Regions from separate parts of the Mus musculus genome. Here region 1 is linked to region 2. A link is a loop called in an ENCODE intact Hi-C map of the cell type or tissue named here. Cell type or tissue: heart. All regions are shown on one strand. Each heading gives the region's core, and the rest is flanking DNA. Links, peaks and the distances in the headings are about the cores only. Region 1 has its middle 21 kb from the start of Serpinh1. Region 2 overlaps Gdpd5 (glycerophosphodiester phosphodiesterase domain containing 5).

What was found. Hi-C counts contacts between places; a loop is a spot of excess contacts. Peaks named below come from ENCODE experiments on the same cell type or tissue, not always from the same donor. Only the 100,000 strongest peaks of a DNase experiment are listed, where the experiment ranks them.
Region 1: a loop joins it to region 2, with 4 times the contacts of the local background. A loop is called at or near these places in 21 of 42 quality-filtered maps.

Annotation. Positions count from the first base shown.
Region 1 is chr7:99,329,739-99,335,112 of GRCm38, reverse strand. It overlaps a transcript of Map6 not described here. Among named protein-coding and RNA genes, the nearest start is that of Serpinh1, 21 kb to the left of the region's middle. In heart, for the core only: no CTCF peak of the experiment used is centred there; a DNase peak (open chromatin) is centred at 2,122; H3K27ac peaks cover 503 bases; H3K27me3 peaks cover 467 bases.
Region 2 is chr7:99,448,807-99,454,180 of GRCm38, reverse strand. It overlaps Gdpd5 (glycerophosphodiester phosphodiesterase domain containing 5), which reads right to left. Exons shown (of 18, transcript NM_201352.3): 10 at 5,094-5,239; 11 at 2,385-2,467; 12 at 1,038-1,188; 13 at 179-397. Among named protein-coding and RNA genes, the nearest start is that of Klhl35, 15 kb to the left of the region's middle. In heart, for the core only: a CTCF peak has its summit at 3,254 (motif pointing right); a DNase peak (open chromatin) is centred at 3,319; H3K27ac peaks cover 489 bases.

The sequences.
Region 1 (5,374 bases), core at 88-5,087, 120 kb after region 2:
CCAGTGTGCCCCATACTGTCTACCCCCCCCCCCCACAGGCCTTTGGTAGACAACTAGCTGGGGCTTCCTATTCAGGCCCTGGTCCCCCTTCTCTACCCCCACGTCCACTCCCTCAGACTCTTGCACTCACTTACTCCCAGAATCCTGGGTTTATTCTCCAAATCCAAGTGCTGGAGCTCCTCCCTCGAGCTCTCAGGGGATTCTTGCCTTGTGTGGCTGACTGCAGCCACCTGCCCCATCCCTTGGTCTACCCTCATTGCAGAGAGCATGCACAAACACTGCCACCTGAGGCAAACGTTGCCAACTCAGACCTAGCCAATCTTGAGCCCTCTGGTCTACAGTGCACACACTTTCTGTGTGGGCCAGGCTGACAGCTGCCACTTAAGAGCGGCGTTGCTCAGCCCGTGTCACAGACCCTGGCCATCTCAGCACATTCCTCCTTTCAAATCCCTTCTTTTTACAGCTCATGCCAGCAACACAGAAGCCCGGTGAAACTCATGGATGTGAGACACACAGCAAGGGGTCTACCACCCTGCTTGTTGGAGCTAGAAGCTGAGGTCTGCAGAGAGCTAGCAATGAGGAGCTGAGGTACCTGCAGGAACTGGAGCCTAGATCTTTCCACTTCTGAGGTCTGTGAATTTTTTCTCATAGGGCCTGGCTCACAGCAGTCTTCAGTACAAAACACTCCTTGGTATTATTCATTTATACTTCATAACAACAAACTCTGTTAGCATTTTGACAGACCCTGACAGGGGCTGTGTGTGTGTGTGTGTGTGTGTGTGTGTGTGTGTTTGGTGTGTGTTTAGTGTCTGTCTGTCTGCTTGTATGTGCACCACATGTGTGCCATGCCCAAGAAGGCTGGGAGAGGGAGTCAGACCCTCTGGAACTGGAGCTGCAGGTGGTAGGTACTGAGAATCTAACCCAGATCCTATGGAAGAACAATGAATGAAAGTGCTGAGCCAGCTCTCCAGGATCCTGGTCAGGCTGTTAGAGGAATTTTTTTTTTTGCCTGCTTCTTTTATTTTATGTTTTCCCTTTTCTTTTGGTAATATTGGGGCCGGAACTCAGAGTTTAGTCTTACAAGGCAAGTATTTGGTGTACCACTGAGCCCTTCTGCTTCTTAGAGATAAATCTACTGAGACCACCTCTTCCTTCTTTCTTTCTTTCTTTCTTTCTTTCTTTCTTTCTTTCTTTCTTTCTTTCTTTCTTTCTTTCTTTCTCGTTTTCTGTCTTTATTTCTTTTTCTTTCTCTTTTTTTCAAAATAAGGTCTCTTGGTAGTCCAGGCTGACTTTGAACTCCTGCCTCCTGCCTCCTGCCTCCACCACTGGAGTGTTTAGGGACACAGGTGTGTTGTCACCACATTGTTTTGTTTTTAATGCAGTGTTGAGAATTGATCTAGGCAAATACTCTACTCCCTGACATACTCCTAGCCCATCCCTACCTCAGGATATTTCCTTGGCTCACTATGGTTTAACTCCCTGGGTGTCAGGCTTGTCATCTATTTATTGTTTGCAATGATAGTAACCCAGAAATATATGATTGGCGGGCAGGGACACAGCATTTTGCACCATGGCCATCATTAGACAGTAGAATGATTATCTAATTAGAAGCAACACACACACACACACACACACACACACACACACACACACACACGCACACACGCACACACACATTTTTATTCTGCAGTGCCTGCTTGATCTACAAGCTCTTTACTGTATTTAGCATCTCGAGTCACCCGGGGACCTCTGACTCAGCAGCCTGCACAGTGGCAATGTAAGTGGCCTGTCTATCCTGTCCCCAATGCTATCATTGAACAACACGGGGGTAGGAGAAGGCCAGCACAGCCTCTATCTCAGCACCATAGTTAGGCAGCTGCCCTGGCCAGGCTGTCACTAGGAAAACTAAGAGTGAGAAGAGAGAGGGCCAGGCAAGGCCGGGAGACATGCAGAACCCAGACATGGCACTAACGCCCTCAGGGCTGGGCCAGAGAGACGGTAAAAGCTGGGCTTAGAAGAGACTCAGAAGTCTGTTAGATCTTTTGGGTGACCTGGGTATGATCTTAAAGAAACTCAGGCATTGTGAAGGGCCTTAGTTGCCAGCCCTCGCCCACTGACAGGACATTGGCGCCCCCTGCTGACACAAAGCTCATACACAAGAGCAGCCCTTGAGCCTGGGTTGGGACCTGTGTGCCCTGGGTGTGTGCAGCCTTGGCTCTAAGTCTACTGAACACTCTAGGCCATTATTCATTAATACGGACCTAACGTCATATTGATCTGCCAGCAAACTTTTTACCTTAGTAGTTAAATCTCTTTAACTACTTTAAATCTCATGAACTTTAGTTAGAAACGAAGGCCAGTAAGGTGACCCATCTCCAAGCCTGACACTCATACATAGGTCCATTCTCCAGACCTTTATGTTGGAAGGAAAGGACCAACTTCCACAAGCTGTCCTCTGACTTACACATGTGTGCTGTAGAATGTACGTGTCCATGCACATACATGCGCACACCTACATAAATGCAATGAAAACTTTTAAACATTAGAAAAGAGGGCTGGGGAGGTGGCTCAGTGGTTAAAGAGCACTTGCTACTTTCCCAGAGAACCCAAGTTCAGTTCTCAGCACGCACATGGTGGCTCGTGACTGTCTCTAACTCCAGTTCCAAGGTGTCTGAAACCTCTTCTGACTTCAGTAGACTCCTGCACACATGTGGTACACACACACACTCACTCAAAATGCATATTTAAAAGGATTATAAATGAGTTATATAAACCTAAAACATGCCTTTTCTTTTTTTTTTTCTCTCTCTTTGTTTTTTTATTAGCTTTAGGAAAGTGTGTGACTTAAAAGTTCAAGGTAGTTTGGTGAACTGGAGTATACAAATTAGCTTTGCAATTTTTTAAAATATAAAGCATGTGATGAAATTAGGTTTATAAATTATTTCAAATACAATCAGGACATGAACAAATAATTTTAAGAGTTCTTCTGGGGAATCGGGGTTGTCACCTGGTTGGTAGCATGTTTGCCTAGCATGTGCAAAGCCTGGGCTCTATCCCAGCATTCCATAAACTAGACATAGAAGCTCAGGCCTCCAACCCCAGCACTTGTCAGTGAAGGCGGGGGCAGCAGGAGGACCACAAGTTTAAGGTTATCCTGGACTACATTAAAAGTTGGAAGCTAGCCTGGGCTATATCAAATCTTACCTCAAAACACAAAACCAAAGCCACCTTCTGATTTTTGATGCGTCTAAGGAAAAACCAAGCAAGCATCTCTAATATCTTATCAGACGTAAAATCTGGGGTCGAAAGTGACTCTGGAGAGTGAGTCGTCCAGTCAGACCGGGGAAAGATTAGCAGTACGGGGTCACATGAATAAACATGTACTCTGGGTGTGAACATGCACCTTTAATCCCATGCTTGGGAGGCAGAGGCAGAGGCAGAGGCAGAGGCAGAGGCAGAGGCAGAGGCAGAGGCAGAGGCAGAGGCAGAGGCAGAGGCAGAGGCAGAGGCAGAGGCAGAGGCAGAGGCAGAGGCAGAGGCAGAGGCAGAGGCAGAGGCAGAGGCAGAGGCGCAGAGAGGCAGAGGCGCAGAGAGGCAGAGAGGCAGAGAGGCAGAGAGGCAGAGAGGCAGAGAGGCAGAGAGGCAGAGAGGCAGAGAGGCAGAGAGGCAGAGAGGCAGAGAGGCAGAGAGGCAGAGAGGCAGAGAGGCAGAGAGGCAGAGAGGCAGAGAGGCAGAGAGGCAGAGGCAGAGGCAGAGGCAGGCGGATCTCTGTAAGTTTGGGGTCAGTTTGGTTGAGTTCCAGGACAATCAGGGCTACACAGGAAGACCCGGCCTCAAATAATTAAAAACAAGAACAAGCAGATATACAGTTTAAATATTAGAGAATGGCTGCCACTCTTGGTGTTCTGATGTCAATGAAGCAGAGATAAGTCTGTCCCAGTGTGTCTGCCGGCTTCTATGGGAAGAGAGGCGTCTGGCCTGGCCCTGGCCCAAGCAGCGGCACACTGTGTCGAAGCCACCCCATTCATCTGTTAAATGAGATGTCATTTAAAGTTAAAGAACCTGAGGTGGTTTAACAAAGTGTGTAAACAGTGATGGAACATTTATAACCCACCAAGCTGCAGGATTCTCATGCTTAAATTATTTATGATTTGGTTTGAATACTTGAGGAGGGCTGAGACATAAATCTTCCTTAAATGAAGTTTGCTATGTTTAGCTGAATATTTGGTTTTCCTACTTTTGTAAATTAGGCATTGATTTTGAAAATCAGGTTGATTTTGACAGGGTTTCCCATGAGCAGAGCCACCCTCATGGTTATCGTGAGCCCTCACTATCCCTAGGCAGTCACAGCGTGGCTCTACCATCTCTGCCAGCCTTCCTCTGTGGCATGTGCCCACCACCTCTAGGGCAGCTGGAGTTACACTCACGGTGCTGTATCCAAGGGACAAAGGGCCCCTCCAATGGAGGCTAGGGAGGTGACAGGCTAGCAAAGTGACTGGGTTTAGTCCCTCTGGGCCACAAGGCGGCTCTTTGTCTTGGGTATGGATAGTCTGTACCACTAGATCTGCTGCCCCGAGCCAGCTTCAGATCTTCCGTGATAACATTCCTTCTACCTCCCGGCCTGGGGGCCCCACAGCGCAAACCTCTGGAAGTGAGACAGACAGGTTGGCCTGATCTTCCCTTCTGTGCTGCTTATTGCCTGAGAGGTCGTGGGCAATTACTGAACCACATGGGCCTTGGTTTCCTCACCTGTAAAATGGGGATAGCAGTTATCAGGGATTGTTAGGGCAGAGAAACAGAGGATCACTCTTGGGAACTGAACTGTATTTGTCAAGTTCTTGGGTATAAGACACCGGCACACCCAGTCCTAGGGTAACCGAAGTAATGGTTTATTGCCTTTAACTTCCAAGGATACCCTGCAGAAAGGTGGGCCTTCCTGTGACCTTTGTCCTAGTCCTCCCTGATTGTCTAACGCTGATTAGAGCCTCCTGGTGCTGCCTCCATCTGCGGTTTCTGCTTCTTGGTCCAACCTCCCCACATACTCTTCCCTGCCTGTCCCTGAAGACTTGGCTGGGTGGACTAAACTTGCTCACAAGGTCTTTGTTCACATCTCATAAGCTCACCCCTTGTCTGACTCTCTCTCCTCACACTTCGATTCTGCCATTAGACCCTCAGTGCCTGAGGGTGGAACCATGTGCCTTGTCTGAAGAAGATCTAATACCTAGTCAGTATCCAGAATGAAGAGGGCCAAGTGGAAAGATTTATAGATACTAGTCCCGATAACGGGCTCACAGCCAGAGTCAATCAACCTTCTTTCCCCTCAGACGCCTCCTTCTTTCCATCGGTATCATCACCCCAGCTCCTCTCAGTCTAC
Region 2 (5,374 bases), core at 139-5,138:
GAGAATGTGGGCCACCACCCTCCTCTGAGAGATTCAAAGGATCTGTTGTCCCCACAATGGGCCAGTCAGGAAAATAAGGTGCACACAGCCCTGTTTCGCCAACAGGGAAACTGAAGTCTGGAGAAGGGAACAGGTCTTGATGCAGGGGGCTAAGCAGGGGTCACCCACTGGGCTCCACCTGGTGCTGGGGGAAGCCTGAACGCAGCACGGCCTCCAGTGTGACGTTGAGGAAGCTGCCACGGTAGGGGTGATCACGGGGCGGGTCCCGAAGGTTGAGCAGCAGCGAGGCATTGCCCTTGGCCAGCTCCAGCAGCTCTGCCAGGCTGCAGATGGACTGGTTCTGAACCTCCCTGTGGTCGGAGGGTGACAGGGAGCTGGCCGTCCAGAAGGGGTCGGTCTGGTAGAAACAGGGACATGCATGCTATCATTAGGTCTTTGGAGCTTTCAAACGCCTTCCTTCCTGGCCATGGGGCATGGAGACCCGGGGCTGCCAGTGGCTGTGGATATGTTGAGCAATTGACTGTGGCCCAGTAGGGGTCTTAGGAGTGCCTGACATTTGCCTCTATGTTCCCCGCCCTATCTCCCCCACCCTCGCTTTCCAAGTGAATCCTTTGCTTAGAGCCTGTCCAGCGTGACCGTGAGTCCACTCTGTAGTCAAAGATGACCTTGAGCTCCTGTTCCGCTTTACCCTCATCTCTATTGCTGGGATTGCCCTACCCCATCAGGGTTCTGTGGTGCTAGGGAAGGATCCAGGGCTTGGTACACGCTAGGTGAGCACTCTGCCAACGGAGCTACATCCCCAGCCCTGCATCTGCAGCTTCAGCAAGTCTACTAAAGATCAGCATCCATGAGAGGGAAAGCCAATCAACAGAGACCCCACACAAGCAGTGACAGCTATGGGGTCCAGATGCAAGGGACCAGAGGGGGGGGTCACTGGCTAGCCTGGTCAGGAGCATCTGAGCTGAAGGCCACCTGCCTCCTTCTTTAGGAGCCTTCCATGTCTCCCATGCCTAAGGCAGGCCCAGGTACAGGCAAACCTTGAGGAACCACTGGCCGGCATTGAGCCTCTGCAGGACAGTCCAGTTGAGCATGGCAGCAGGCCTGCGGGCAAGCTCCGGGAACAGGTGCTCCACATTGGTGGTCCGCCTCAGGGTAGTGTCATGCATGAGAAAGGGCACACCATCCAGGCTGCAGGAGAGGATCACTGTCACCGCCCACTCAGAGATATCATCTGTTCCCATCACCACCCTCCCTACTCCCCGCCCTCAAACGACATAGCTGTTCTGTGTCCATCTCAGCTGCAGATCCCCCCCTAGGCCAGTGAGGACCTCAAAGGGTTCAAGGGACAAGTCCTTGGCTCTCTACGAAGGTCAAGTGGGGAAGACAGCTGGGGAGGGGAGGGCTGGGGAAAGTGGGTCTGTGCACTTAGCAACGATAGAAGGGAAGTACTGCCTCGCTTGATAATGGGGAAAACGGAGGCTAAGCAGGAAGCGTTTAGCTCAAGGTCCATGGCTACTAAATGGTGGAACCTGGCCTCAAACCAAGTCCTTGAAATGTCATATTGATAGCAGTGCCTGCACAGGTCCCTTAGACAACGTCCACATACTTCCCGCATCCTCATAACCCACCAGGACTGGCCACAGCTCACAGAGTTCCTTAGTGTAGAATAATAATAAAGGGCTCCCTCGCTCCCTGTTCCTCAAGAAATTTTATCCACTCCTATGGAGAGGCGTGGGGCGTATAATCTATGTGGTCTACACCAGGAGTGGTAACCTCACATATGTGGTGTAGCTGTATATTGTACACCCCGTGGGGCAGTAATTGGTGGCCCTGCCTTCTCTCCGCCTCAGGGGTATCCTTTGAGTTACCCCTGAGGTTGGGATGGGTTTCCCCGTTGGTTGACATTCGTGTTAACACAAATGCTGCATCTAGAGATGGAAATGTTCACATCACTTCCATATGATCTGTTTGTTTGTTTGTTTGTTTGTTTGTTTGTTTGTTTGTTTGTTTGTTTTGAGATGGGGTTTCTCTGTGTAGCCTTGGCTGTCCTGGAACTCGGTTTGTAGACAAGGCTGGCCTCAAACTCACAGAGATCTGCCTGCCTCTGTCTCCAGAGTGCTGGGATGAAAGGCGTGAGACTCACAGGTGTCATTTTTTTCCCAACAGGTCTGTGTCCCCACACCTAAACCCTGACTGGACAGTAGTCTGTTCTTTCTATTCTGGAGTCTAGCACAAACCTCTAAAAGGATGCCTGGCTTGTTGTGATCATCCAAGTCTTCATCCCCCCTCCTATCACCAGGGGCAGGAGGTTTTTATGAGGAGACCCAGATGCAGAGGTGGGGGTGGGGTGAAGAATGGCCACCACCCTTCTCTGCCATACTAACCTGATGGTGATGTCAGCTTGCAGCCCATACAGCCTCTGCTCCAGCGCCTTCCGGAAGGACATCACTGTGTGTTCTGGAGCCAGCTGGAGAGGAAGGACTGGTGACGGCAGAGCTAGGGTCCAGTTGGTGACCCTTCCCCAGCCAGTGGGAGGTGCCCCCTGCTAGGTCTGCCTCTCATTCTGGCTCCTTTGTGGAGTTGCTATGGGAACCCGGGCACCCACACAGCTGCTTCAAGGTTCCATGTTTTCATTTGTTATAATATGTATACCTCATGGAGGTTTGGGGGGAAGGGACAGGCAGTGTGCTGGGTATGGACTCGTATGAATATGAATGCCTGACACAGCCATAATAACAGAGTTAGCAAATAATCACTCTGATCACATTGTCCTTGCTGTATTACAGGCACTGAACAAGACTCTAGAAGCAAATGGCCTTCCCCACAGGCCTGTGGGCCTACAGTAGCTTTGGGCAGAGACTGAGTGCTTGGTCCCTTCTGGCTTAATCTCAAAGCCCAGTCTGGGGGGAGATTCTGGAGGGGGAAGGAGAGAGGATGGGGTTGCTGTGGTGTGATGAGTTTCTTCATCTATACAGCAATAATAATAATCTCTCCATCGCTACACTGGCACATGGACTCAAATTCATGCTTGACACCTAACAATAAGTTTGCAACCCTAGGGCAGATCATCACCCAGAAGGTTGACTCCAGCCATTGAGCTACATGACCCTGCCTTGCAACCCTGGGTGAATCCTCCCTCCTAAGGACCCACCCTCTCTTCAGACCTTTGGGGATATGGGAATCACTGTTCTCTGTGGGTATCTAGCTGGGCAGTGAGTCTCCTTTGGTCCTGTGCAGAGTAAATTGCCATACCTCTTCCTACCACTAGAGGTCAGCACCAAACCAGAGATTGGATTTAGACCTGGCAACTCAAAAGGCTGGCAATCATTTGTGAAGCCTTCACAGGAACACACTCGTGGTGACTCTGGCTGGACACAGTCATTCACAGTGACATGGAGAGAGCACTGGCTATCCGTGCCTCCACACCCCCCCCCGCCCCCCAAAAAACAGCACTAAAGTGTCTGCAAAATGGCTTAGTAGGTATAGATTCTTGTTGCTAAACCTGACAACCTGAGTTTAATTCCCAGGACTGCTTGGTAGGAGGGAACCGTCACCTGCAAATTGTTGGCTGAATCTCCACACGTGTCCTGAGGCATCACAATGCCACATTTTTTTGTAAAAAAAAAAGGTGTTTTGAGGGTTTTTTGTTTGTTTGTTGTTGTTTTAAAGTTGACCTTACAGAAGTAAAGAGCAGAATAATGATCAATAGAAGGTAGGAGGGGGAGGGGAGGCCGGTCACCAGGTGGAAATGATGGGCCATGTGAATGGGTTCTAGCATTCTACTGCAATAGGGTGGCAGTGGTAAATGCTAACTCCCTGTGTCTTTTCAAACAGGCAAAGGAGAGGATTCTGGACGCTCCTAACACAATGAAACAGGGTGTGATGTGACAGGTGGATCACTGCGGTGTGAGGATAATGCATTGTACAATTGAGAACCACACCGTGACTTGCAAATATGCATCACTAATTATCCTGTGTCAGGGTAAAAACCAAACAAGCATAAAATGAACGCCACACCCAGGCACGGGGCACACACCTGTAACCTTAACACTCAGGATGGGGATTCAGGTGGTTTGTGAGTTCCAGGCTATTCTGGGCTGCACACCGAGACCCTATCTCAGAAATGGGACAACAGATATAATGAGCAAGTCACCACCGCAGGATGGAGCAGCCAAATGCACAGCTTGGGAGGCTGTCTAGAGACAGCTTCATCAACAGATAAATAGCACAAAGGAGACTGGGGGAGGGGCTGTCACAGATGAAAAGGCACTCGGGGGACATGTGTCAAGCAGATGGGCTGCATGATGTCATTTGGATCATGATTTTAAAAGTCTGCACTACAGAAAGATATTTTTGGAGACAAAGGAAAAATAACTATGATATTAGGTCATGTTAAATAATTGTTAATTTGGGGGCTGGAGAGATGGTTCTGGCTGCTCTTTCAGAAGACCTGGGTTTGATTCCCAGTGCCCACATGGCAGCTCACAACTGTCTGTAATTCCATCCAGTCTCAGGGGATCCAACACCCCTTTCTGGCTTCCACGGTGTCAGGCAAAGCAACCATACACATAAAAGTGAAAATAAATACTTTTAAACATTGTCAGTGTGGTGTTATAGTCATTATCATTATGTATGTATATACATGTGTGTGTGTGTGAGAGAGAGAGAAAGAGAGAGAGGGAGAGAGAGAGAGAGAGAGAGAGAGAGAGAGAGAGCATGTGCACACATGCTTCAGTGCACACGAAGAACATCCTCTCCTTTATCTTTATGTGGGTGGCAGGGATTAAACTCAGTGTGCCGGGCTTTTACAGCAAGTGCTTTCCCCTGCAGAGCCATCTCCCCAGCCTGTTGTTTGCTTTTAAGTCCTTATGTTTTGGGCGTGCTGGCATATGCCTGTAACCCCAGCACTCAGGAGGCAGAGGCAGGAAGGCTGGCGGTAGTTTAAACCCCAGCTTGTCTCAAGCAGATCAAACCAAAACCAGGAAGTCCTTCTATGCTGGCGATACATCTGCTACCACAGACATGACATTTATTTCCCACATGCTCCTCTCCTGCAACAGCTGTTGCCCCGGTCCACCCTCTGGGGTGCTTACCATGGGAGCCCCTCGGTGGCCGATGAGGGCAGGTTTGGGGCCCAGGTCTTTTTTCTCCATGATGCAGGGAGAGGAGATGGTGAGAGGGATCAGGTAGAAGGTGAAGACCACGGCGAAGAAGGTACAAAGAATGGTGAGCTGAGAGGCTGCAGACACGGGCAGTAGGAACGTCCCATGAGCCACTGTGCATCTCTCACCAGGCCCAACCATGCCTAGCCAGCCAGACTGGAGTCAGAACGTGGTGTTCTGTGGAGTGGCCTTTGCTCTGACAGGAAGTGAAC